Regions from separate parts of the Homo sapiens genome. Here regions 2, 3, 4 and 5 are each linked to region 1. Evidence: chromatin loops called from intact Hi-C (ENCODE). Cell type or tissue: heart left ventricle. All regions are shown on one strand.

Region 1 (5,000 bases):
GGGGGCTCCAGCGGTTCAAGCCCAGCGGTTCTGTGGGAAGCTCACAGAAACACCTCCACGAGGCCACTCCCCGCTGGGCGCGGCTCCACCTCGGGGCCTCCCCGCCTAACAGCAAACCTGCTTGTTGGCACTTGCGCGTTCCTCCTCGCCAGTTTCACCCGGATTTGGCTCGGTCCGCCAGCAACCCAGCTCCTTGCTAAATTCCCAGCCCTAAGCGCAGGGGCCTTTACCCAGCCTTCCCAGTGGGTCCTGCTTTTCCATAGCCGACACCCTTCTTGGAAACAAACTCGCTAGACACCGCTGGTTAGGGCGGCGGGTGCCTATGTCCCAGCCCAAGACCTCAGATGGTGCCCCCCTGCCACTCCCCGGCCTTTGACCTGGCCTAAACCCCTAACTCAGCCGGGGGGCCGGATGCCTTCCCACCGGGAGGGTACCTAGCCCTCCCTACCACCGCGCGCCAGGTAGGTGGGTGGGCGCATGGGAAAGCAATAACCCGGCCTTGAACCTCAGACCCATGAATATAACCCACCGCGGCGCCAATAATTCAAGTAGACTGGAAGGTCAAAGGCGAATAGTGTTGCCCGCGGCCTTGGAGGCAAGCCGAGTGGGGGATGCAATAGAGGTCAGGAGGGGCTGGTGTGGTGAAGGGGAAACGGACGTGATCACTGGGATGGAGTGGGGGAAAAAGGGAAAAGCTCGGTACAGGTGGGCACCGAGGCACCGCGGGCGGCCGGCAGCGCGAAGAGGAGGTTCAGCTGCTGCCCGGCCCCTGCGCCACCAGCGCATTCCTGGGTGTAGGCGTCACGGGCGCCGCGGCTGCCTGCGCTCAGTTTCTTTCCCTCAACAGCGGCAATTGCACGTAACCGCGTCGCCTCTGGGATTTTCTCCCGCCTCCCATCACCCCCGCGGCGCTCCCCGCCTCCCCGCCAACCAGCAGGTTAGATCTAGGAGGGGCGCCCGCCTTGAGCCGGGTGGTTCCGCCGAGGCGCACGCAGCGCCCATGCAACACCCCACAGTATCGGGCCACCTCGGCCGACCCAAGGCGACTTGACCACGACTCCGCGGGCGGACTGCGCCTGGCCACTAGTGGCTCCAACCGCGGGGTCACCCTGCGGGCACACAGCGCTCTCCTCTCCCCACTGCTATCTCCTCGTCCACGCTGTCGTCTGCCGCCCCCACCCAGAAGGGATACAATTTTCGCCCAACAGGGACCGTGGGAATCCCTTGGGAGGGGCGCAGACGGCTTGTAGCGCGCGGTTTCCCGAGACCCGCCGCGCATCCCCCAGCGACTGGAAACCCGCCCCAAGCGCCACGCGGTCCTCCCACTCTTACCCGAAGTGTCCCACAGGCTCAACTCTATTCTTTGTGTGTCGATTTCAAAACTGGCCGTGTAATTCTCAAACACTGTAGGAACGTAATTCTGGATAGACAAAATGGGCAAAAGAGGAAGGAAAGAGGGCAAAGAGGTTACGTTTAAACGCACGACACCCATTGAACACCCTTCCCCTCCCCGCTCCCCAGTTAAGAAAGAAAACCTTCACACATCAGACCACACACTAAGCACATGGACCCTTTCCGAAACCCCTGTCCTACTCCCCACTCACCCCACCCGGCTCTCACAGATCTGCTGACCCGAATCTCCCAACCCCAGGTTATGCACACAGGAACGAACAAGTTTCAGGAGCTAACCAGCCCATGTGCAGGCGCGTCCCAACCCTAAAAGCTTCCAGCGCACTTTCCCTTTCCCCGCAGTCTAATCAGGGGAAAGTAGTAAGGACCGAGAAAGACTTTTTTTTTTCTTTTTTTTTTTTTTTAAGGGAAAACGGATGAAAGCGGGGAGGCCCACCTCGGGACTGGGATCCCACTGGCCGACCCCCTCGTGGAAGCCGCGGCCGGCCACACTCACCTCGGGGAAGCAGTCCTTGGCGAAGACATGGAGCAGCGCAGTTTTTCCACACTGACTGTCTCCCACCACAACTATCTTGCATTTCACGTTCTGATTAGGATCCATGATAGATTTGCTGGATAATTTCTGGCTGGCTCTTCTCTCCTTCATTGATGTTGCCTTATTTTCTCTTGGAACAGGAATTTTCTCTTAAGAAGAAAAAAAAAAATATATATATATATATATATTTCTCTCTTTATAAAAAGCAGATATAAAAATAAATCACAAGGCTGATGGGCAACCTCTGAAACGCGGCGCAGACGAGGAGGAGAGCGAGAGGAGCAGGCTGGTTACTCCCCTCCAACAAGTTTTAAGCCTGACTCCTCACCGCGCCTCCCAAGTCCAATTCCGAGCCGACTGCTTTGTTTCACGCTCTCTGCGCGGCTTTATACGCCCGGCCTTCCAATCCTCTTCTTTCTCAATGAGAGGAGGAAACTGATCTGCCTCCTCCCCTTTTATGGAGCCTGGGAGCGAGCGCTGTTGGCGTTGCATGCCGAAAATGTAAGCAGTGCGCCCTCTAGGGTGCCCATTCGGGATCTATTTTAGACCAAGGCTCTTAGACAACATGAAGATCCCAAAGATGCTTTGCTGACAAGTCCACAGGGCAAGGTGGGAAACTGGTATCTGTGCATACTGATTTGAACTACAATCCCTTTAAATATAGTTTAATAGGGGCTTATCTGTAGAAGCCTCATGAGCATTTATGAAAACAAAAACATTTCCCACCCAAGTTAAAGGACAGTGATAAAACATAGGAAGCAAATCTTGGGTGGAGAATAGTTGAGTGGTTCTATTTTTTTTTTTAATGGTTTGTATCAGGTACATAGGCCATGGACCAATAGATCAGCCTCTTTATTCCAGATGCAAGAACAGGCTTGCCTGGGTCACGGTAGTAGACTGGCTTCTGAAACCTGTCAGTTTCAGTCGTACAAGTGGAGGCAGAAAGGTTTCGAGGGGTGGGTACAGGAGGTGGGAGGGGAGAAGAAAGAGAAGTGGAAGATGCCCATGACTGAGTGACAAAGGCCATTGGAAACTCAACCCTACTGCGCTAGGGACCCAAACACTTGTCAGCTTAGTTGCACCTCCCCACATTTGCAGTGAGGGGACTGGTGGGGGGGCAGATTTTGATACTATTAATTCTTTATCTATAGCCTCCATCTTCCCGGAATCAAAGCACCCTAGACTGGACTCAGAAGGCACAAACATCTTTAGCTGAAAAATGCAGATACAACCCTCCACCCTCTCTTCTGTCCTCCTCCACATCCATCTCCCTAGCCCTCCAACTCTTCCCCGCAAGCAAAAATCTTAGAAAGGACCAGAATAGCCCGCACATTTGTTCTTTTTCTATGAGAAGTCTTTCTTTTTCTCATCTTCAGCTCCTGCACCCTAAATGCTCAGGAGGTTTCAATTGTTACAATGTAGTAGCACACTGGCCAAAACCAGCTTATATGGTCCCCTGTGGAGACTCCTAGGCTTGTAAATGAGAAGATAAGGTGAAAACAAACAAATCAGAAAGTTTAACATGGGAAGTGAAAAGGCACAATGAAGAGTTGTCAAAAGCACTGATGTAAGTAGTGGACTGGTAGGGCCCCTGAAGCCTAGGGGATCCAGGAATGATGTCCTATTTGGGGCTGAGAAAATTGGAGCCCCCTCAAAGATCATTGACTCAGACTCCATCGGTGGGTCTGTGTTTACACAAGGGGAGGGTTGACCCACAGAGAAGCGGGTTGCTGGCCCTGCTAGGGTTCCTAGAGCAGCCTTTGCCAATGTTTGTTCTTCTGAGCTTTAGTTCCCTCCTGACACAAAGGGTGCCATGGCCCAATTAGTGAGGGCGACACTGTACCCACATCACTCACTGAAGATTCGCCAAGCACACTAATGTTACAAACATTTAAAAATCCCAGAGAAAAGCAGACTATTTAACATAGTTTAACCTAGCATTTCCCAAAACTACTTAACACAGGAAACATTAATCAAATTATTCACGTTTGTTTACTTGTTTAAAGAGCAATGGGCATAGTAGTTGGGGCAGGAGATCACAAAGAGGTGTATTTGGGTCCCCAACTTCACATTTTCTGTATGACTTTGGATGGATTATTTAGCCTCTCTGAGCCTCAATTTCATCATCTGTAAAATAGGAGTCATAATGGTAATTATGAGGAAATGCAAGTGACGTTTGCAGAATGGTTTCTGGCACAATAAAGAGTCCTTGACCTGTGTTATAGTTTGCATGTAAAATCTTATTTGCACTTTTCAGAACTGTTGAATGTGTCTTGAGAAATTCTGGCTTCATTGGTGGACTCACTAATTGGAGCTGTGTCCATCCTATCTTTTGTCTTATTTTTAACTTAATGAAATTACCCCTTTCCAGAGATATGATTTGACCTCCCATATTTCAGAATTGATGTAGTTTATATGGTTAAATCACTTTAACAGAAATAATTAAGAATGTTTATGAATTGGCTGATCAATGAATAGGGTAACCACATAATTTATCATCTAAGCTGGGATTTGAGAGCAAAAGGGGCACTACCAATGATTGTGGCTGGACAACAGAGGTAAACAGGGTCTATCCCAGGCAAAACAAGATGCATAATCACTTCACCATAGAATCATCTGGAATCATAGTGGATGACTATTTTTGGAAATCAGGTGACCTGAATTTCCAGGAATCTGCCAGTTGCTGAGCAAAATTTAATGGATGTATAACAGAGTAGAAAAACCAACTGCCTGAAGTCACCAGGATTTGAATCCCTCTAGGGTAAACATTCTTCCTTTTCCTTTTTAAAATCTCTAGTGTTCAGTGTGAAGTGGATACTTAATATATTTTAAAATTCATCTAACATTTAGTTTAACAATTACTTACTCAGCATCTGCTGTAAACCAGGCACTGTTCTAGGAACTGCAGATAGAGCAGTAAACAAGACAGATCTGTTTGCTACTCTCAAAAAGCATACATTCCAGGCAGGAGATAGACAGTAAATAAAGAAGTAAGATCACCCCATGTTTTTCTTCATAGAAAACATGGCACGGCATTATTAAAGCATAGTAAGGT
Region 2 (5,000 bases), 360 kb before region 1:
ATGTCTGTATAAGTAATGAGTGTTATAAGATCAGATGAATGGTATGAGCACCCATTAACTATTGTATCTTAGAGACAGTGTGAGCTGTCCTCATTTCTGAGGTATGATAACAATTTTCTTTTCTTTTCCTTTTTTTTTTGGGAGACAGAGTCTTGCTCTGTTGCCCAGGCTGGAGTGCAGTGGTGTGATCTCGGCTCCCTGAAACCTCCGCCTCCCGGGTTCAAGCGATTCTCCTGCCTCAGCCTCCCGAGAAGCTGGGACTACAGATGAACGCCACCATGCCCAGCTAACTTTTTGTATTTTTGGTAGAGACGGGGTTTCACCATATTGGCCAGGCTGGTCTCGAACTCCTGACCTTGTGATCCACCCACCTCAGCCTCCCAAAGTGCTGGGATTACAGAAGTGAGCCACTGTGTCCAGCCTGATAACTATTTTCTACAAGAGTAAAACATGTCCTGGTCCCTTGGGTATACCAGTGGAACCCATTGGTGTCACACTACAGGTTTATTATGCTGAGCCATTTTTGTTTCAGCTTTGCTGCTTATTCTGTAACACATTTTTTTTTTTTTACCCACCTGTACTTTGAAAGCCTGATCTTAGACTCTGAGCTTTAATACTCTGCATTTCCAATTCTGTTAGTTTTCTCTGCAGCCAAATGTGCTTACATTCTTGTTCACCCAGTATTAATAAAAAGGATGTTTGCACAGCAGGGAAGCATATTCTCATTTATCTCTGACCAGAAATGTGAAGAATGAAATGGCCTGATGGCCATTATCTTAACCCTGTGTGACCGAAAACATTCTGAAGTAGTGAAAGAAACAATTGGACCACAAAATCCTCATTAAAGTTTTCTTCTATCAGCATTAGACTGCAGATTAAGTCCCCAGTCACATTTCTCATAAGGGACTTTTTTTTTTTGCAATAAATAAATATATTATTTTGTAGTCTACAAAATAGAGTCATCTAACTTGAAAGACTACAAAACTCATGAGTTCAGAGCACTCAGTGGGGGTTACTTGGCATATCATTCCCTGAAATTCCTCCTACCATCCACCCCATTAAAGAGGAATATTAAAGGTCATGACCGTGTTCCTCTGTTGTGATGTCCCAGTCATCCCTTGGAAGAAAGTCAAAGCCATGGAAAGATGTTTCTATTATTTCTGCAGTGACAGGAGTTTCATATTCAGTTTGCTGCATACAAGATCTAAACATAAATGAAAGAAAAGGAATGAATGCATTGGGCTACTTCTCAAAGACAACATAAATAATTCTGAGACTTTTACTGTCATAAGAAACTCTTCAAGAGTAATGTAAGAAGCAATGACACACACACACATGACTAGTAAATATTTCTAAGCAAACTCTAATCAACAAAACATGATCACGAAGAATCTTTAAGTAGATTTTATTGCTGATGGCTAGTCCCTCACTTATAGAAAAGCTTTTCAGTATTTCTCAATATGCACATGGGTTTAGTCAATATATGGCAAAGGCCAGATTCTCTATATATTATTCCCCCTATATACTATTCCCCCCTAAATTAATGGGTTGAGCACAAATTAATCTAGCAACTCATATTTCTCGGATATCTCTATGTATCTAGCACGGAAGGACAAAAAAGGAAAGGCAGGCCTTGTTTGCTGTCTGATATCCTTGAAAGACAATTAAGCAATTAGTAAAAAGCCTGCACTGAATACCCATTACAAAATGCCAAGTAAATGAAAGTCTAGAGCAGTGTGAAGGGGGAAGCTACCTGCCAAATACAGTTACCGGGTGGGAAAGAAGTCAGGAAATGGCAACATTAGAGGGAGTGTTTTGGGGGAGGAAATATAGCTTCAACAGAGCTTTGAAGGATGATATGATGAAAGATGGCACTAGAGGGGTACTATTAAGGACTTGGGTCAAAATGCCAGAATAGTTGTTTCTCTGGGTCACTTGCTACCAAGAACAGTGCTGAGACACCAAATTCTCATCAAATTCCTCCTGGCTACTGGAGAGGTTGCCACCATGGAACGGGAGGAAGTTGGTCTCCTGGTCCCACATATCCCACAAGGGATCTTGACTCTCCTCCCCTACCACTCAGGGGACCCTGGGCTCCTTTCCTCTGGCTCTGAGTTGGTGAATGTTACTCTTTCAGAAGGGCTGTATACTCTTCCCCTCCCTTCAACCTTAATGCCATTACAGCTCTTCCACAGATGTCTGCTATGAAGAAACATCTAGTGAGGATTGTAATGCAGGTATAAACTATTAAAGTACTATATCAGGACAAGAAGATGAAGTCAATCTGAAAGAAGTGATTCATGCAACAAAAGAAAACAAAGTATAAAAAATGATCACATAAATTGACACTTCTGTAAATAGTTAGGGAAAGCCAGCTTGGTATATGTTGGATAAGCGTAGCTGAAGCAGTAAAAAGGAAAGTGAGAAAGATGCTAAGTTTGGTTTAAACTAACTAAGGCAATAGAAGTTGAGTTATCCCTAGGCAGCTGATACCTAGTGGGTGTGTTACTTCTGTTCCCAGCACCTAGCAGAGTGTCTTGTATATAGTAAGTGCTCAAATGTGTTGAGAAAATTGTATTGGGGCCAAAAATAGTACTTTTTAGTAGTTAGCATATAGGTGATGACTCAGAAACTACAAATAATTCCAAATAACCATGATTAATTCCAAGTGTCTTTGCTGTCTCTATATTGTAGTGTATCATTTGTAGAAGGTGGGAGTTGGAGGGTGGCAGAAAGAAGTTATAACTTCTTTTTAATACTCAGGTATTGTTTAGGCTTCCTTTTTCTTAAATGATAACCTGCACCTAAGTCCAATATATATTAAAACAACACTCAGCAACAATTATGAAAGTGCTAAGCAGGGTTGTTCTGATTAAAGTGGGCTTGGGGGTTCCAGAACTTTGCCTTTCTACTCGGTTCCCTGTGGCAGCCCTGTCACTCTTCTGTAGGGCTTCATGGAAAACCACTAACCCAGGCTTAATGCCCAGTCTGTTGTGTTTACCCTTGTCGCTCTGGGTAGTTGAAACTTGTGGTCAGAACAGACACTTCATAGGTCGATTACTGAACCACTATTTACTAATTTTCAGTAGCCGCCGACTTCAGCAGCCACATGCCAGTTTTGCTGGGATATGAAGGGCTTAAGAATATTTGATGAAAGAGTGAGAGAATGTTGTGAAAGGGTGTAGCTCTTTACACTTACAGATATTGTAGGGGTGGGGGTGGGGTGGGGTAGAACACAATAAAAGCATGTGGCCTGAATGGTTAGCCTAGGACCTATGTAAACGTCTTACCCTGGTGGTTGAAAAGTTATCTTTTCCCACCATTTTTATGTACCAGGGGTTCGAAAGAGCCACAGAGAAGCCGCAGCAGCAGATACTGTTCCCATGAGATTTCTGGAATCCATTTGGCCACTGTTCACCTCACCAGCCGGGCATTTGGACATCTCAGAGCAGCAGGCTTGGCATTGAAGCGTCTGTGGTACTCGTTTTGATGTGCACCCAGGTTCGAGCTCCCAGGCCAGCTAAGAGCTATTTCTCACACGTCCTCATTGTTTCGCACTCTCCCTCCTGGGAGAGAGGACATTTGTTAATGATTAGGAAGACAGAGGCTTTGAATCATGCCTCCCACCCACAGTGACACATGGGCTCTAAGCCCTAGCGCCTCGTAGTGTCCAGAGGAATATGAGCTTCCTCTTTTCTGCCCTCTGTGAAATATGCAGCACGTTCACTTATGAGACAAAAAAAAAATAAACAAAACTGGCCAGTCTTCTCTCTCAAAGGTGAGAGGAGCAGACTGAGGTTACTTCTGCCAGACAGAAGTTCCTTGTCCTGTGATGCTCCTTAATAAACTGGTTCATGCTGCCACTTAACTAGATGCTCTGCAGAGAACATAGTTGATATGTAAGAATTTCCCAGAAAATTTCTGATTTGATTGAAAATAAGATTTTTAATACATTTCATTTTATCAAAAATAGTATTTTATTTTTATTATTTAATTGCATTTTGTTAAAATTTAAATTTATTATTATATTTATTGTATTAAATATATGTGTATTTATTTTATTTTATTAAAAATAATGGGCATCTTAATCGTCCAGGCAACCACAAAGGAAACAGACACTCAGTTGTTCAGCTAATGTCAGGATGAGTCAAGCGCTCAAAATGCAAGTCAGGTTATGACAACTACCAGGCGATTGTCAAGTTTCCCCTGTACCTGCCCCTTGGCTCGTGCGGCCGGTCCCAGGTTTATGAGGTAGAGCAATTAAGTGCCTCTCTCTTCAGCATAGGCAGGCACACAGGATTTGGTTGGCTACTCAGCTTAATTTAGCTATGTGCCATGTTTCCCTGGCATGTCATGTGGGGCACACAGTTCAAAAATGGAATGAGAAAGCTGAGGCTTGCTTAACTCGGGTATGAGATTTAGTGCCGAGGCTCCTGTGAGACCCCGAGCCTGCCAGAACTGCACTGTGCTGCCCTGGACCCCTTCTAATCTGAAAGACAATGTGTGAGGCCAAGCCTAGTGACCTGAAAGGGACCCTTGAGCATAGGTGAGCTGTGTTCTGAGGAGGTCAGATACTGTGGAAGGAAGGGCTCCGGTAGTAATGGCACCACACACAAACTTAACTGCACTCACTACACACATCACTTATTACCACTGTCACTTAGGGGACAGGCCTGACTGACCTTGTGCAAATTACAGCTGCCTCTGTATGTGGCCACAGAAAACAGAGGTGACAACCCTTAAGAGAACAGGAACTCCCCTAATGACCTCTAATTACAGACATCAAACAAACTGAAAGCAATTCTTCCCCCTGATTTCCTGAGATTCCCTGGGCTTAAAAGGCCCACAAAACATTTTCTTTCACAAATGTCACCAATGAGCTAGTAAATGCGCATCACTTACACTGACAATGTTTATGTCAATCAAATTATAAAATAATTTTATAAATTATAAAATAACAATGCCCTAACTAGTCACTGACATTTTATCATCAAAGCTAA
Region 3 (5,000 bases), 210 kb before region 1:
AAGATTTCCTGGAAAGAGACCTCTTGCCTTATATGGACAGGGGACTTTCTGCTTTAATAGGAAAATTTAAATCATTAGATGAGTTCTCGGCCACTCACTCTGCTAGTTAAGTCTTTGTTGGCACATTTTGCTGTTTCTTTCCATTGTTTAAAACTGCAATATTTTATTTATTTTAAGAAATGTTGCAAAATTTCTATGCAAAACTGAATCTGGTACACTGTTTTTCTTGATATTCATAGATGAATGTTTGCTAGAGAAATATCTGAAAGAAAAAAACAGCTCTAACTATGCCTGCATCCATTTGTGGGAACAGAATTAAAATACAAATAAAGTGATGTTTATGGTTTCTGCTTCTTTTACTCTGTTTTCCTAAAACATGGAAGGAAATGAAGCCTTTTCCATGGTTTCAAAGACTCTAGAGAAACTTTTACATAATCACTGATTCTGACAGTTTTCCATAAATCTCTGAGAAAAACACAGGAAAAAGCTTCAGAGTGGATCCTTGGGGATACTGAACTTGGAAAGATGCCTGAGACTTCATGTGACTCAGTGGAGACACGTGTAGCTGATTTATCCACAGAATTACTTCTTTCCTGTGTGCTTTCTTGTATGTGGAAAGAACCTTCAGAGGGTTCTTTCACAACCTTCCACAAACCTTTCCAAAGGTTCTGGAATCAGGCAGAACTGTTCCTTGGAGACAGATGACACCATACTCCCAACACTTAAGTAGAGGAAAGCTATCTTCAAATTTTCCTTGGGCAGTGACAACCAAGACTATGAGCACTTTGGGGCTGTATGAATATAACACATTTCCTCATATAAAACATCTGTCTTTAGGGCCAAAATGAAATTTTCTCTTCTATTGCTTATTTATAGTGAACCTAAAAGATTTTAATGAGATCTTTTTAGTAACTGCTAAAATCATGTCCATCAAAAACATTCTTATTTCTTTGCATCAAAATCCATCCCCCAAACAACAGCACAATTCTACCCACAGCTCCTTTGAAGTTATCATTCTTTTCTTGCTCTAATTTCTGGATTCAGATAACTTGCTCAGTTTCCACATTTGACAAACTTCCTGTTTCACTTTCACTGCTGCTTCCAAATTTGTTTCTTATTCTGTTACAGAAATGGATGTGGCCACTTAAAAAATTGATGTGCTAAATACAATTCTGTTTTCATGGCTATAATCTTTGGGGTCTGTAACTCTTTATAAAATAGTATTTTCATCCCAGTGTTTGTCCTTCAAATACTATCTGGAGTTCTGCTTGTTTCTTATACACAGAAATGATTTTTTAGGGAAAATAATTGGGGGTCCATTAGCAAAATAGTTACTTAGCTGAGAATACGAATCTTGAATTTTAATAGCAGAAGCATGTCTGGGCAAAAGAGAACACTGCATTTGGAGACAGGATGGTGGGATTGGAGAAAGGCTAAGGGAATGGATCTATCTGTAAAAATGCCCAGAGGAGGAACATTTGGTCAGGCCAAACATGGGTTATCTCAATGGTGGGTGGTGCTGGGGAATACAGGTAGGGCATGCTCAAAACTTGCTGTGCAGATAGCCCTCCTGCCTGCTTAACCTTCTTGCATTGCAAAAGTAGGATTTTGGCTGGTGGGCAATGGCTAAGGCTGCTAGAGCCTGAGGGGCCAGGGCCAGGCAAGAGCAAGGAATGTTTTTTGCCAGAGCTTAGAGATTGGAAGTTGTGAAGCAGATGATTAGATCAGAGACTTAGAAATGGACCCAAGGAAAGAATACAGTTCTAACACCTGTTGCATGGATTTGGAGGAACAGACATAATGGTGATGGAGGGGATAACAATTAGTATACATTATTAGAATCAGACTAAGCAGCCATGCTGTTGACGCTGAGCTACCAATGCCTTACTGATCTTCCCCACCCCCACATCCACAGAGACACTTTATATAAGAAGAATCAATCCCTTCTTGAAAAGCACTAATAAATGTATCACAGTGAAAAAGTAAAAATGTTTGAAGAGCTCAGTGCTCTTCTCTTGTCTCCTGCCCCTCCTTTCAGTAATACCGACTTTTGCACCAGCACACATTGGTGCCTATTTCCAGGGCAACTTGCCAGTAGAGAATTTAGAAGGTAAGATGGGGCAAAGGCAGGAAAGATGCAAGAAAAAGAACATGTCCTGTAATGTGCAGGCTGTTCCTTTCCTCCTGTTCACAACCTAAACAGCATTCTTTTTGCTCTGCAGGAAAAGGAAACTTCATTCCTCTTCCTGATCCACTCCACGCCCACACATCTGCAATCCCAAACCAGTCAAGGAGGTACGCAAATGGAATTTACCACATGTTGAGTTGCTTCCCAGTAGGGTAAAGCAAATGGAAGCTGTAGCCCACAACTACAGCAAGTTAGGTTTTTCCAAGAGAGGTGAGGAGCTATTGTTATCTAAGAAGAACACTATAGCTTTGGGAAGTTGTTGAAGAGTTTTGCTGTGCACTAGACCCTACTTTGTGCGCACTGGGGTGTATGTTTGGAATTGTCTCAGCTTCTATGTTTCCACGTGTTTACAACTGCTGCGCTTCCATGCTGAGATCATGCAATGTGTGTTAACACCTACAATGAGTGTGTGAGCCCAGAGCAGCTGTCCAGCATGTGTTTCCAATGGTCTGGGGTATGTTCTAGCTGGAGCATGTCCACAGGAGTCTCGTAAAATGCTTCATGCTGTCTTTTCCTTTAGTTCTTCCTGACACCTGCATGTGGGAGTTGTGAGCTGAGTGTGTGAAATAGAATTGAAATGAAATCTGCCCTTTGAGTTCATGCAGGAGGTTCTTATGTGGGGGAAATGCACACGGAAACTTCTAGAGTCTTCAAATGAGGCAATATGCCAATAGGCCATTGAATTGTGGTCTTGTATGTGTAATGTTAAGGAATGGCTTCAATGGTCCAAACTTTCAAAATATGTTTGACCTACAATTATTGCCAAAATCCAGTAAGCATTGAGGATTGGGTTCTTTCTTGCCTGCTTGCCTGCCTGCCTGCCTTCTTTGGACTGCCAGGGACTTATGTGGCCCAGGGCCCTTTCAAGTTCTCTATGTTTCAGGAATGTTCTGGAAGCACTGGAATGTTATTTAGCAGCTGCTTCTTCTGGGGATATAGTGGTTTAATCACTAATGCAAATCTCCAAAGCATCATGTCTGACTGACTTGGAATGCCTAATTCCCTATTTCACCATGAAGCCAATATTTGAAATGTTTGTATGAAGAAAAAAATCTCTCTCTTTTAAAGTTGACTTTGAAATAGTATTGCAACATCTAATGATTTTGTGCAGCGACTATGTACAAGGCCTAGCTTGTGCAAAATGCCAGATCCTTGTTATTTTGGATCAGCTTTTGCAAGATTCTTTTAGCCCATTGCCCTGACCAGCTGGGATAATACTCTGCTTGCTGTCCCAGGCCAAAGGGCATGACTGTTTCATCTAGGGTGGCCTTCTGAGTAGCTGATGTAATTCAAAAAGACAGTTTTAATGGTCTAAACGCTGAAGCCATTGCCCTTCCATTCCCACACCCCACTGTCATTTATATATTTATAAGCTGTGCTCTATTCTGGAGTAACTTGAAACAAGATGTTTGAAACTTAATTATTTTGTGCTGATTCTCAAAAAGGAACTTAACTATTAATGAAAGAAGAGTTTTGTAAAGTATATATTTGTTTACACCATGAAGAACAGCAAGTTTCTATTAAAACAATTTAAAATGTAAAAGATAAAATGTGTCTAAAGGCCTCTATTCAAAAATGCATATAAGGGATTTTTGTGCATATGATGAAACAGTAACTTATAGCTTTGAGAAGACAGAGGAGTGAATTCTCTATTGCAAGGGTATCAAAAAGGTGATCATTTTGATATTCTTCAACAGGCACTGATTTATAGAAATACACATATATATATATAATTTAATAATAGTTCAATGTAGCACCTAGTTTGGCACAGATTTAATTATATACACTATAATGTGCTATATTTCTACTTAATCTCTGATTAAAATCAGCAACCATTTTGCTAATTCTTTTACTGCCCATGAAGATTTTTTTTTTTGGTCTAGTAGGCCTAATTTTCTACGAACATCACCACCACTGCCAGCAAACAGATGAATGGAAGAGAAGAACCTTCATTTAGTTCGCTATCTAGTTGATTTGTTTCCATAGTGACACTCACATATACACATTTACACACATGCACACACACGCAAGTGTGCACACTCCAAAATCTTTGATTTTGTGACTATAAATATTTGGATTGAAATAGTATTTTCCATTCCCTAGATATAGTTTAGTTAGAACTTGTCAGTTTACAATTTTTTTTTTTTTACACAAAAGGGGAGGAAAAAGATCTAGAGTAGGTATCTGCAGACTTTTTTGTAAAGAGCCAGATAGTAAACATTTTTGGCTTTGAGGGCTGTGCTGCCCCTGTGGCTGCTATTAAACTCTGCCATTGTAGTGTGAAATCAGCCATAGGCAGCGGGCCAGGTTTGTCCTACAGGCTATTCTTACTGATCCCTGATCCAAACCGAAAGGTCTATCTTGTTTTCAGGATTCCACCATACCCTATTGAAGGAAGATTTAGTCACTCCTTATTCTTTCCACCCTAGTTTTTCATTTGAGTCCCCACATATAGACTGAAGTAGGTATTTGAGGCAATTAACCTCATCAGTGATTCCTAAAGTGTGTTCCACAGAACATGTAATACTGAAAAATCCTGTTAAATTCACTTCTAATGAATTTTGGAATTACTACACACTATATCCCTCTAAAGGCTCAGTGGAAGTCTATCATAAAGCAACCTGTTTACCCCAGAGTCTCTCAGACTTGGAAACCCTTTTGAACATATGTCTATAAACATCCTGTAAAGGTAGTGTTCCAAAGAACCGGCATTGAGAATGCTGATATGCTGATCTAGATAACAAAGGCCTTTGAAATGTTCTGCATTGCTTGTTTGAATATTTCTAATAAACTTAAATTTCCTTTTGATTAT
Region 4 (5,000 bases), 300 kb after region 1:
TGTCCTGGATTATTTAAGAACATTTATTAACCATTTGCAGACATAAGAGATCTATAAAACTTTCTTCCTGGAAGAGAGCAGACATCAATCTGCTTATTTTCGAGCTGTGATCGTTTATCAAGTCTGCTCCTGTGACATCTTTTTCCAGCTTTATTGAGGTATAATTGACAAATAAAACTGTATAAATTTAAGATGTAAAATGTGATGATTTGATATACATATATATTGTGAAATTATTACTACAGACAACTTAGTTCACACATCCATTACCTCACATAAGTATATGTGTGTGGTGAGAACATTTAATATCTACTCTCTTAGCAAATGTCAATACAATACAGTATTAACTATAGTTATCATGCTGTACATTACACCCCAGAAATTATGCCTTTTATAACTGAAAGTTTGTACTCTTTGACCAACATCTCCCCATTAGAACATGATTTTTTATTTATTAAAATTGCCTATTTTATTTTGATAAATCCACAGATTCTTAAGAGTTGCAAAGGAGACTTTGAAAGTCAGCCCTCATGCAGCGAGACTTCCCACATACATGCATAGCAGAAACATACACATACCTAGTGATAATAGCACTTATATTGCAGAACTTGTTTTACAATTTGCAACGCATACACATATGCAGGCTTTCTAGTGGAATATGAACATACACAGACATAAAGCCATCTGGTCTCTCCTTAAATACTACTCACAAGTAGTATTACATCATGGGGGGCTCATTACATTCAAGGCAGTCTACTCATTCTTTTAGTCTTGGAGATTCTAACAGAAATCATGCCAGCCAGTGAGAGAAAATTCGGTTCTTTGATATGGATAGCTGAACCTCAATATTTCCAATCTCTCACCTACACAACTGCAGGAAGTCCAATTTTCATAGAAAACTCCTGACAGTCTTCAGAGGTGCTTGTGTACAGCGGTCCTTGCTCCCCACACTAGCCAACCTGCCTGGGATGTTTCCATAGCAACCCCAGTCTCAAATTCAGCCCCATCACTGTTATCCTTGGAACTGGATGCCCTCCCTGGAATCTCAATCTGGAAACATGTGTCTTTCTTGTAGGAAACAGTCCTCTGTGTTATCTCAGTCTCTCAGCCAGCCTGTGCCAAAATTGTTAAGGCAGGATGGGTCTTTCGATTCACACACGTTCATTTTCTCCTAAGGGCAAAACACACAGCCAGAATGGCTGGGTCAAGATAAGATACAAGATTAACCACAACCAGGTAACTAAAACTATCATTGCCTTCCAGCATGCAGACCCGATTACTGAGTCTAGGCCACACTTTATCTTTCTTATGATGAGTTCCCTCTCAGGGCCACCTTTGTCTTTTCTTTCAATCTGACTTTGATAGGGCCTCTCCTGAGTGTAATACTTTTAAAAATATATTTGAAACCAAGTTTTGGACAGTATTGATCTCTCTATCATCCCACCCACATGAGCCTCCACCCACAAGCCAAAACTTAAACGCCTTTGAAAGTCATCACTCATTTATGCAGTGAGATTATGCAGTAAGTGTAAATCGATGAACAATTGAATACTCAGGAAAATGATTGCTGCCTGCGTACTCACCAGATATCTCAGTTTCTGGCAGGTCATGACTCCCTTTTCTATTTCTTCTAAGAAAAATATCTACATCTTATTACCTCTTGCCCTTCATTTAAGTTTTGCCCTCTGGAAAATACTTTCTCCTCATAAAATTCCATTCAGACACCACTATTTTCCAGTCTAAATATACTATTTCATTCCCATTTCTCACAGGCCACAACCCCAAGATCACTAATACGCCCTATAAAATTTAATTGCTCCAGCCACTGCCCAACTTCAACAGGACATACTTGGATGTCCTGCGTCCCTTATTCTGGGTACCATTTGCTTCGAAAAGTCCTAAAATTGATGTTTGCCTATTGTGTAATACTAGATAGGTACTGAGCTAATAATTTAAAAATTAACAAAGGTTAAGTTCACCCTAAACATGGCTCTATTCAGGGTCAACAAGAATCTTCACGTTGCTAGTGATCAGACCCAACACTCACATGACTATCTCCATGAACAGCTATCTCAAATTTCACATGTTCCAAACTGAAACTCTATTATTCTTCCATTAACCTGGCCCACTTACACTCGTCCTCAAAGTTTCTCAGTTATTAATATCCTCCTTACAATTGCTCAGGCCAAAAGCCTTATTGTTATTCTTGAATACTTTCTTCACATTCCCTATCTAATTCATCAGCAAATTCAGTAAGCTCTTCCTTCAAACTATACCCAGAATTTCTGCAAGCCCATCTCAAGCCTCCCTTCAGCACCACTCTGATTCATACCACAGCCATCTCTCACCTGGCTCAATACAATAGATCCTAGCTGGTCTCCTTGCTAGTCAACACAGCAGCAAAAATGATCCTGTTAAAACACAAGCCAGCTCATGGTTCTCGTCTCAGTGTCCTCTGACAGCTTGGCAGTTCTTTCAGAATAAAAGCCGGTCTTTACAATGGCCTGCCAAGCCCTACAAGGTCCACCTTCTCCTTCCCTTACCATGCTTCAGCCATGCTGGTCTCCTCGTGTCTTTGAACCATACCAGGCACATTCAGGCCCAGTTCCCCTGGAATGTTTTCCCCAAAGACACACATACTCTGCTCCCTCGCCTCCTTCAAGTCCATATTCAAATGTTGTCTTGTTAAAAAAAGAGCTGGAGTTCTTTTTTTCTTAGAACTACTAGCTCTAAGAACTATTTCCAGGAAAAGACAGAAATCTATTGATTTTATTCTATATAACCTGTCAAAATGTTTCAACATTTCAGAATGAGAAATACATTTTTAAAAGAATATTTTAGAATTTCAATTTTAGAGTGAAATAACCCAAAGCAGGTTTGCTTTCTCTCTTTTGATTGTTGTGATGGCCTTACAGTTCCCTAGTCTAATAGCATACGTCTTTTCTAAAATGCTCTTAGGTGATTTGATTGGGCAAGATTTCCTCATCAGGTGCCCCACGTGCACCCATGGAAGGTCCCCCCTCTTCTAGTGGGTGCCTGAGTTCCCACCTCAAGACCTGAATGTACACTAGTCCCTCCAATGAGACCACTGCTACTCCACACCAAGACGGCTGAAATTCTACACATACACTGTGGCCCAGATAGATGCTCCCTGTTCCATGAATTCTTCTCTGATCTCTCTTGCAAAAAGCCACCTCTTCTTCCTGGGAAACCAGAGCATTGATTTGCACTCATTCTTGCATTCATTCTTGTATACAACCTTTTTATGTGACTTGTGTCCCTTAAACAGGTATTCTAATTTAATTTAGGAGTATAATTATAATCTTACTAGGTATTTATAAACTTGAGATTATAAACTGCATTTTACTTGCTACTTTATTGGCCTAACATAAAATGAGAATTCAATAAAATGGTTATTGAATAATTAGATAAAAATGGAATAAGTAATAAGCAAATTAAGATAGGGTCTTAAACTGCTCTTTTTAAATAGTCATTGTTTTTCTTAATTAGGCGCATTTAAATAAGAGTGTCATTGTAATTTTTTTTTTTTTTTTCTTGAGACAGAGTCTCACTGTGTCACCCAGGCTGGAGTGCAGTGGCCCAGTCTCGGCTCACTGCAATCTCCACCTCTCCGGTTCAAGCAATTCTCCTGCCTCAGCCTCCTGAGTAGCTAGGATTACAGGCACATGCCACCATACCCAGCTAATTTTTGTATTTTCAGTAGAGATGGTGTTTTGCCATATTGGCCAGGCTGGTCTCAAACCCCTGACCTCAGGTGATCCACCTGCCTCGGCCTCCCAAAGTGCTGGGATTACAGGTATGAGCCACCGCGCCTGGCTGTAATCTTAATAATATCAGTGACAGTAGTATTTAAATTGCCACCAATAATTTTGATGTCATTATTTAAAATATGTTTTTTATTATTAAAAATGCCTACTACTAATATTTTCCTTGGCTTTCTATCTTCAAGTATGGTTGTGTTTACATAAAATACATGGTATATAAAGTATATATTTGTCTGCATATATTGGATATGCATTTATATGTATAAATATTTAACAATGCATCCTCTTAGCAAAGGAAAATGTACATATGTACAAGTTGCATTTTCTATGTAGGCTTGTGTGTTTGTGTTTGTGTAAGCATCACATAACATTTCAAGTAGGACTATTGATCAAAGATGATAGTAACTAATAGAAAGGCCCTAGGCATTTCTAAGGACTAGAATACTTTGAAGTATTCCAGAAAGAACATATTGACCTCTTTTGGGAAAAGGATTATGTGCAGCAATCAGACATGACTATCTAATGTTGAAGATCAAAGGGTATTGACTGAAATCTGCAGTTGCCATAGCTATTGAGCCCTGTGAATTTACTATAGTTCTCTTATTACAAGCACAAGATCTATAGTTAAGACCTGCTCTATTGACGAGACGGGTTATCTGTTCACTAAATCTAGGAGTTTACCAGAATGATTTTCAGCCCACGTTGTTTTGCTAAATTGAATCTGATTCAGTGAAATTAAAATGTTCTCAAGGCACACATTCATAATCTACTCTAACTCTATCAATCTTTTTAAGATGTGCAAAATATCCTAACCACAACTCTAGTCTTAGAGGATAAGATGCTTATGGCATATTTTTATATGGGGCAGGCTCTCAATGGGCTGCAATGCGTGAAACGGAGATTCAGTCACAAGGATGACAAAGTAGCACCAAGCCAGCAGGTCTCAAAATGCTCCTCACAAAATAGCTTAATGCCTTTTCCCTGGTGACACCATGTGGATCCCAAAATCTCAATCATCAAAGCACGCCTGGTTATCTAAAGCTACTTTCTGAAACCTTCCTTCAAATAAGGATTTTAAAACATAATCCGACCTTTGGCTGACTTCTCTAAAATTGACCTTGTTCTCAATTTCTTACTGTGAAGCAGGTTCACCATGTACTGGTTACCCACTTAGAAGAGTCCAGTGAGAGACAGAACACTCACAAACAAGTTATA
Region 5 (5,000 bases), 62 kb before region 1:
CTTCGGAGCTTAATCCCACAAATTTTTCCATCAAAGAAGTCTAATTCACATGCAGGGGAGGACTCTGAGTGACGCAATATGAGCCAGGGACATTGTGGTAAACAGGACTAGGTACTGTGAGAGACTCAGCTTGGAACAATCACGTTGGATGGGGCAGCTACCATAGGACCCGCATGACTGTGGCTGAGAGAAGGAAAAAGTGTGTAGAGGGAGGTGAGCAGACACAGGATTTCCACACTAAGACACCTTGGCAGCTCCATGGTAGCAACTGCTTAATCAGATCCTCTGGTGGATAGAGACAACCATGATACTTAAATAAAACCCACAGTGAACCTTCCAAATTCAAAGGTTTGAATGGATTTGAAATGTATTGCCTACCTATTTTTGTTAGTTTAAAGTGTTATCTCTCAAATTATTTCATTCATTATGCCAATAATGTTCATAATTGTTTTAACATATACCAAGTGTCTTCAGGAAGAGATGTTCTACAAGCATCCTTGGTAATGAATGGGTAGAGCTTCCTAGAGTTGATAATTTCCCACAAGATAGTCCACATGTCACTGATTACAATGTTAAGCTTCCTATCCTGACTTTAGCACTGCTTGGATGGACATAAATGTTCTAGCATAGAATTACAATTCCACCTGGATTACAGAAGTTGGAATCATGTTACAATAAAAAAAAAAATGTTTGTATGTCCTCAAGGGTCTGCAAACCTGCAGTTCTCTGTCTCTCTCTCAAAGGCTTTGGATATACTGGTGATGGAATTCAAGCAATTTATCACCAGATTTTGTAATACATCTTGCTTGATAACTGTAATTATGAAGTGTCACCACTATAGCTGGCTGTTGGGGTGCTGAGGTGGAGAAGTCTCTGTGATGAAAGAAATTTACAAGCAAACATGGGAGAGTATTTTCCTGGCAGGATAAGAAAAGGGTGTGTGAGTTCTGGTGTTCAGGGTTGTGGGAGACTGTTTGGCTCCACACAGCTGGATAGAAATTATGCCCAGGGGTCACAGCCAAAACCCATCAGAAACTACACATTACAGTGTGAAGTGTCCTCTCTGTGCTCCCTGTGGAGTTGGGGCATCCTCATTTCATACATCATTTATTCATCCCATGGAGGGATTTCACAAAGAAATGGTCTGGAATAGTTATCAAGCTGCTCGTGACACTCGTGTGTGTGGGCCCTCCATTTGGGGGACCACATCTCAACCACTTGGGTTTTGCACCACCGCTTTCTTTCATGACAAACCAACTTGCTTGTTAATGTGTCTATGAAATGAGCCTTTACATTTCTCTGGAGACCTACTCACCAGCCATACCCAGACTCATGTTTTTATTTGGTAATGTTGCTAGAATCACATTGACTGGAGGAAAATTGTGCTGGGCCTCTCTCTGTCATAACATATAAACACATGCTGACACGCCGCAAAGAAGAAATCCATTTGCCGGCTTTGTCAGCATAATAGCTTCCTGAGCACTTTCACAGGCTCTGCTTAATGACTCCAGCCACACATGGAAAATTCCTCAAAGATGTGCTTATCAAAAATGCTAAAATCTATCGTGATGCTTCGTCATTGATACTACTAATCATCTGATCCTCAAGTGGTATGCAACGTGTCACTGGCTGTTTCCAGGCATGTGACAGAAAAAGCTCAGATGAACATGATTTTCTTATACCCTTATTTTGAAACACCAACAAGCTGCCCAGTCCTTTCAAGAACAGAGAAATTCCAAATAAACTGCACAAGGGTTCTATAAAGGTTGAGATGTGAGATTTGTTGGTCTTGGGCATTTGGAGATACCAGCACTGTTTTTCCTTTTTTCATTCTATTTAAACACTGCTCTTTGGAGCACCCACTGTGTGCCAGGCACTGTGTGGGCACTGGGAAAAGATAGCTTCTATACCCCCTCATCATGGTCTTGGGGCTGGGGAAGGGAACAAAACTTTTCATCCTGTAGCGGTTTAACAAGCCCCTGCAAAGACTTTCTTCTCTGATGTTAGACCCGTTTTCCAGGGAATTTTTTTTCTTTCCCAAACCCCCAAAACATCTGACCCGCAGGGGGGCAGCGCTGAGCTGCCTCACCCTTGAGCTCTCTGTTCCTGCGCACACTAAAGATAACCGGAGGCAGGAGGGGCCAGGGACACTTTCCCAGGGTAGATTTGTTCTCTTTGTCCCTTAGCCAAGGCGCCGTTATGGAGAGGACGATGGTGGTTGTTCGGCTTGTTTGTCGGAATCCCTCCCCTCCCCATCCTTTGTTGTCTGTCAACTCAAACTCCTACCAGGACACATTGGGAGAAAAGCTGTCACCATGAAAGGCTTCAGCTGCCTCTCAGTGCCGCGTCGTTCTGCCAGCTCCCCCGGCCTGGGCACTGGCATGAACGCTGTGCTGCCATTTAGAGGAAAATGAAAGGGCGCAATGAATAGAGTTAAGCCCTTTTACGTTTCCTTTTCAAGTACACCCCACCTCTAGGCACCCCCAAAATGGTATCCTCAGGTTTTCCTCGCCTCCTTTTTTTAGTAAGAAGACAATGGCCGAGAGAAGAAACAGTGCTGGTGAAACTTTAAAGGCTTCCACTGCATTTTCTGTACAAATCCAGAATGCTGCTTAACATCGGAATAGGGAAATTTCCTCCTTTCACAATATTAATTTATGTAGGGCCTGCCCCAGTTTCCTTCCTCTGACTTAGTTTGAATTGCCTTATATTCACTTAATGAAATGCAGTTTTCATTTTCATCTTAAAGATCGTTGTGAGTTTAGGGGAACCAGGCAGAGGAGGTGGACTTGTCTATATTAGGATTTCCCGATGTGAGGGTGAAATGTGTCTGGGTTAATAGGGCTCCTGCGTGGAAAGACAGGGAGAGAAGTTTTCCTTTTGCGCCTGAATGTTGCAGATCCTCTCTCTCTAGCGTTTTCAGCAGGCTGCTGATTTTCAGTTCACTCACCTCTTCTCCCTCCTGGAGCAAGGCATTGCCACTGGGCCCAAAGGAAACTATTTGTTATTCAGGTCTTTTGGGAACAAAACATAGATCATCATTAGCTACAACTTTAGACACTGCTTGTGTTAAAGAGAGAGAGGAAAAAAAAAAAAGGATAAATTAGGGAGACTAGCATAAAACAATCAAAGCTCAATGAAATGTTGGTGTTAAGGATGACCTTTCATTTCCTCATCAGGTACACCTGTACCACTGCTGCAGGAAAAGTTTTCTTTTTTTTTTTTTTTTTTTTAAATAAATATCCTCATTCTTTATATTGTTGCATGGTTTCAGTTCTTTTATTTCCTCTGACTTACTAAGTCTTTTTATTACTGTGTTCTCACTACACTTCCTCTAATGTTCATATTACTAGACATTCTTGGTAACCACAGCCTGTTTATGATGAAAAATAATCTCGAAGGGCAGAGCAGAAGGGAGTCCAAGGGTATTGTCGAAGTACTCCTTTGAAGCCCTTCAAGAGACTCCTGTCATCCTCTTCAGGCCCCCTTTTTTGGTACTGCATGCTCCCCATGATGAATGTACTTACCCTGTCTAACTGATGGACTCAAACTTGAACCCATCCTTCAGTGCCCAGCAAGAGTTGACCCTCCTGTGCTAAACTTTGTGTGCTTTTGTCGACACATGTTCCCACTTCCTGGGCTCCCAAAACATCCTGTGTAAGTATGCTGTGGATATTGCCTTATATATCTCTCTCCCCAGTTAGATCACCAACTCCTGAAGAACAGGAACGATGGTGTCTTTCATCTTCAGAGCTGTGGTGCCTGGCACACAGTGGGGAGTCAGCAAATGTTTCCAGGTATGTTTAAATAGACTTCTTCCCACCTCTTTCTCACCCTTCCATTTTGCCTACATTTCTGCTAATTGACCCAGAGCATTTCCTTTATCTTCATCACGGCCCACTGAGATAATGATGCCTACCAAGCCTCTTTGAGAGTTTGAGGGATAAGAAAAGAATATTAAACAGGCTGTATGCGAGTGTGCTGGATGTTTTTACAAAGTGTGTACATAGATGGTAGTATTTTTATTGTTTTGCAAATTGGCTGCTCATAAGCTTTTTCCTAGCCCAGAATTGGAATCGCAAACTCATATTATCCTTAAGCAATTTACTTAATGAATGCATTGACACTCCTTTTTCTCATCTGTGAAATGCAGGAATTGAATGAGAGTCTCCCTAATATCTCTTTTAGATCTAGAATGCTCACTGAGGATTAGCTTGATTGTGTGGGGCAGGTAAACTTGGTCTGGGAAGCAGAAGTAAAATAACATAGGCCCACCCAACCATCATGCACTTCAAGAAGCAAAACCCCATAAAGGGCCATTTTGATGAGTACTCATGGCTGCCAGCTGCGACTCCAGCCACAGTGACAGGGGCTGAGGGATAAATTGCCCTCCTCATTAAGAAACCGCGTTGAGAAATGCACTGGGGTGAAGTCAGGGACAGAACACAGAACAGTGACAGTCTGCTCTTTTACTAACTGTAAATTGTTTCTTTCCTTCACTTGACATTATCTAATGCAATAACATGATAGAGTTTACTTTTAAAAACCAATTTATTGGGTTTGTTTCCATTAAATAATATTTGGCAAAATATAATGAACAGTCCTTTCTCGGTATTGGTATTTTGGTGGATATCTTCTATTAGGTTGGTACAATTACCTTTATATAATAAAGTATTATATAAATTTACTTTTATGTAATAAAGGTTACCCTAGAAGAAATAAAGTAATAGTATATAGTCACAACAAGGCTTAATATTTTTCTGATTTCGTTGTGCAGACTTGTTCCAGGCTAGGTTTTTCAAAACCTAACCATATGCAAAATGTTTAACATAGTAGCATTAGCCTGTAACATAAGTGATGGAAGGATTATTATTATAATTATACTTTTTAAAAAGATTTATCAGTGGATATATAATTAGACATGTGCCAGGTCCAAAAAGAAATAAAGATCCTAAGAGATTTCCAGTGACATTGTACTTATAAGTAAATTTGTTATGGCT

The links. A loop is a pair of places that touch in the nucleus more often than their neighbours do. Peaks named below come from ENCODE experiments on the same cell type or tissue, not always from the same donor. Only the 100,000 strongest peaks of a DNase experiment are listed, where the experiment ranks them.
Region 2: a loop joins it to region 1, with 2.1 times the contacts of the local background. A loop is called at or near these places in 7 of 110 quality-filtered maps.
Region 3: it touches region 1 in a loop (3-fold over the local background); 18 of 110 quality-filtered maps call a loop at or near these places.
Region 4: a loop joins it to region 1, with 2.7 times the contacts of the local background. A loop is called at or near these places in 2 of 110 quality-filtered maps.
Region 5: a loop joins it to region 1, with 10 times the contacts of the local background. A loop is called at or near these places in 27 of 110 quality-filtered maps.

What each region holds. Positions count from the first base shown.
Region 1 is chr2:150,485,362-150,490,361 of GRCh38, forward strand. RND3 (Rho family GTPase 3) reads right to left here and starts at 2,306. Exons shown (of 6, transcript NM_005168.5): 1 at 2,188-2,306; 2 at 1,907-2,094; 3 at 1,333-1,420. The coding sequence starts at 2,056. In heart left ventricle, CTCF peaks have their summits at 1,058, 1,258, 2,459 and 2,665; DNase peaks (open chromatin) are centred at 20, 840 and 2,360; H3K4me3 peaks cover 2,400 bases; H3K27ac peaks cover 2,240 bases.
Region 2 is chr2:150,122,330-150,127,329 of GRCh38, forward strand. No RefSeq gene overlaps it. Among named protein-coding and RNA genes, the nearest start is that of LINC01818, 45 kb to the right of the region's middle. In heart left ventricle, no CTCF peak of the experiment used is centred here; no DNase peak of the experiment used is centred here.
Region 3 is chr2:150,279,838-150,284,837 of GRCh38, forward strand. All of the region lies in intron 2 of LINC01818 (long intergenic non-protein coding RNA 1818), which reads left to right. Among named protein-coding and RNA genes, the nearest start is that of LINC01817, 25 kb to the left of the region's middle. In heart left ventricle, no CTCF peak of the experiment used is centred here; no DNase peak of the experiment used is centred here; H3K27ac peaks cover 2,016 bases.
Region 4 is chr2:150,782,160-150,787,159 of GRCh38, forward strand. No RefSeq gene overlaps it. Among named protein-coding and RNA genes, the nearest start is that of LINC02612, 160 kb to the left of the region's middle. In heart left ventricle, no CTCF peak of the experiment used is centred here; no DNase peak of the experiment used is centred here; H3K27ac peaks cover 171 bases.
Region 5 is chr2:150,423,132-150,428,131 of GRCh38, forward strand. LOC105373685 (a long non-coding RNA gene) reads left to right here and starts at 3,376. Exons shown (of 3, transcript XR_923470.3): 1 at 3,376-3,494; 2 at 3,701-3,797. RefSeq lists enhancers at 1,817-2,317, 2,318-2,818. In heart left ventricle, a CTCF peak has its summit at 2,043; a DNase peak (open chromatin) is centred at 2,099; H3K4me3 peaks cover 727 bases; H3K27ac peaks cover 698 bases.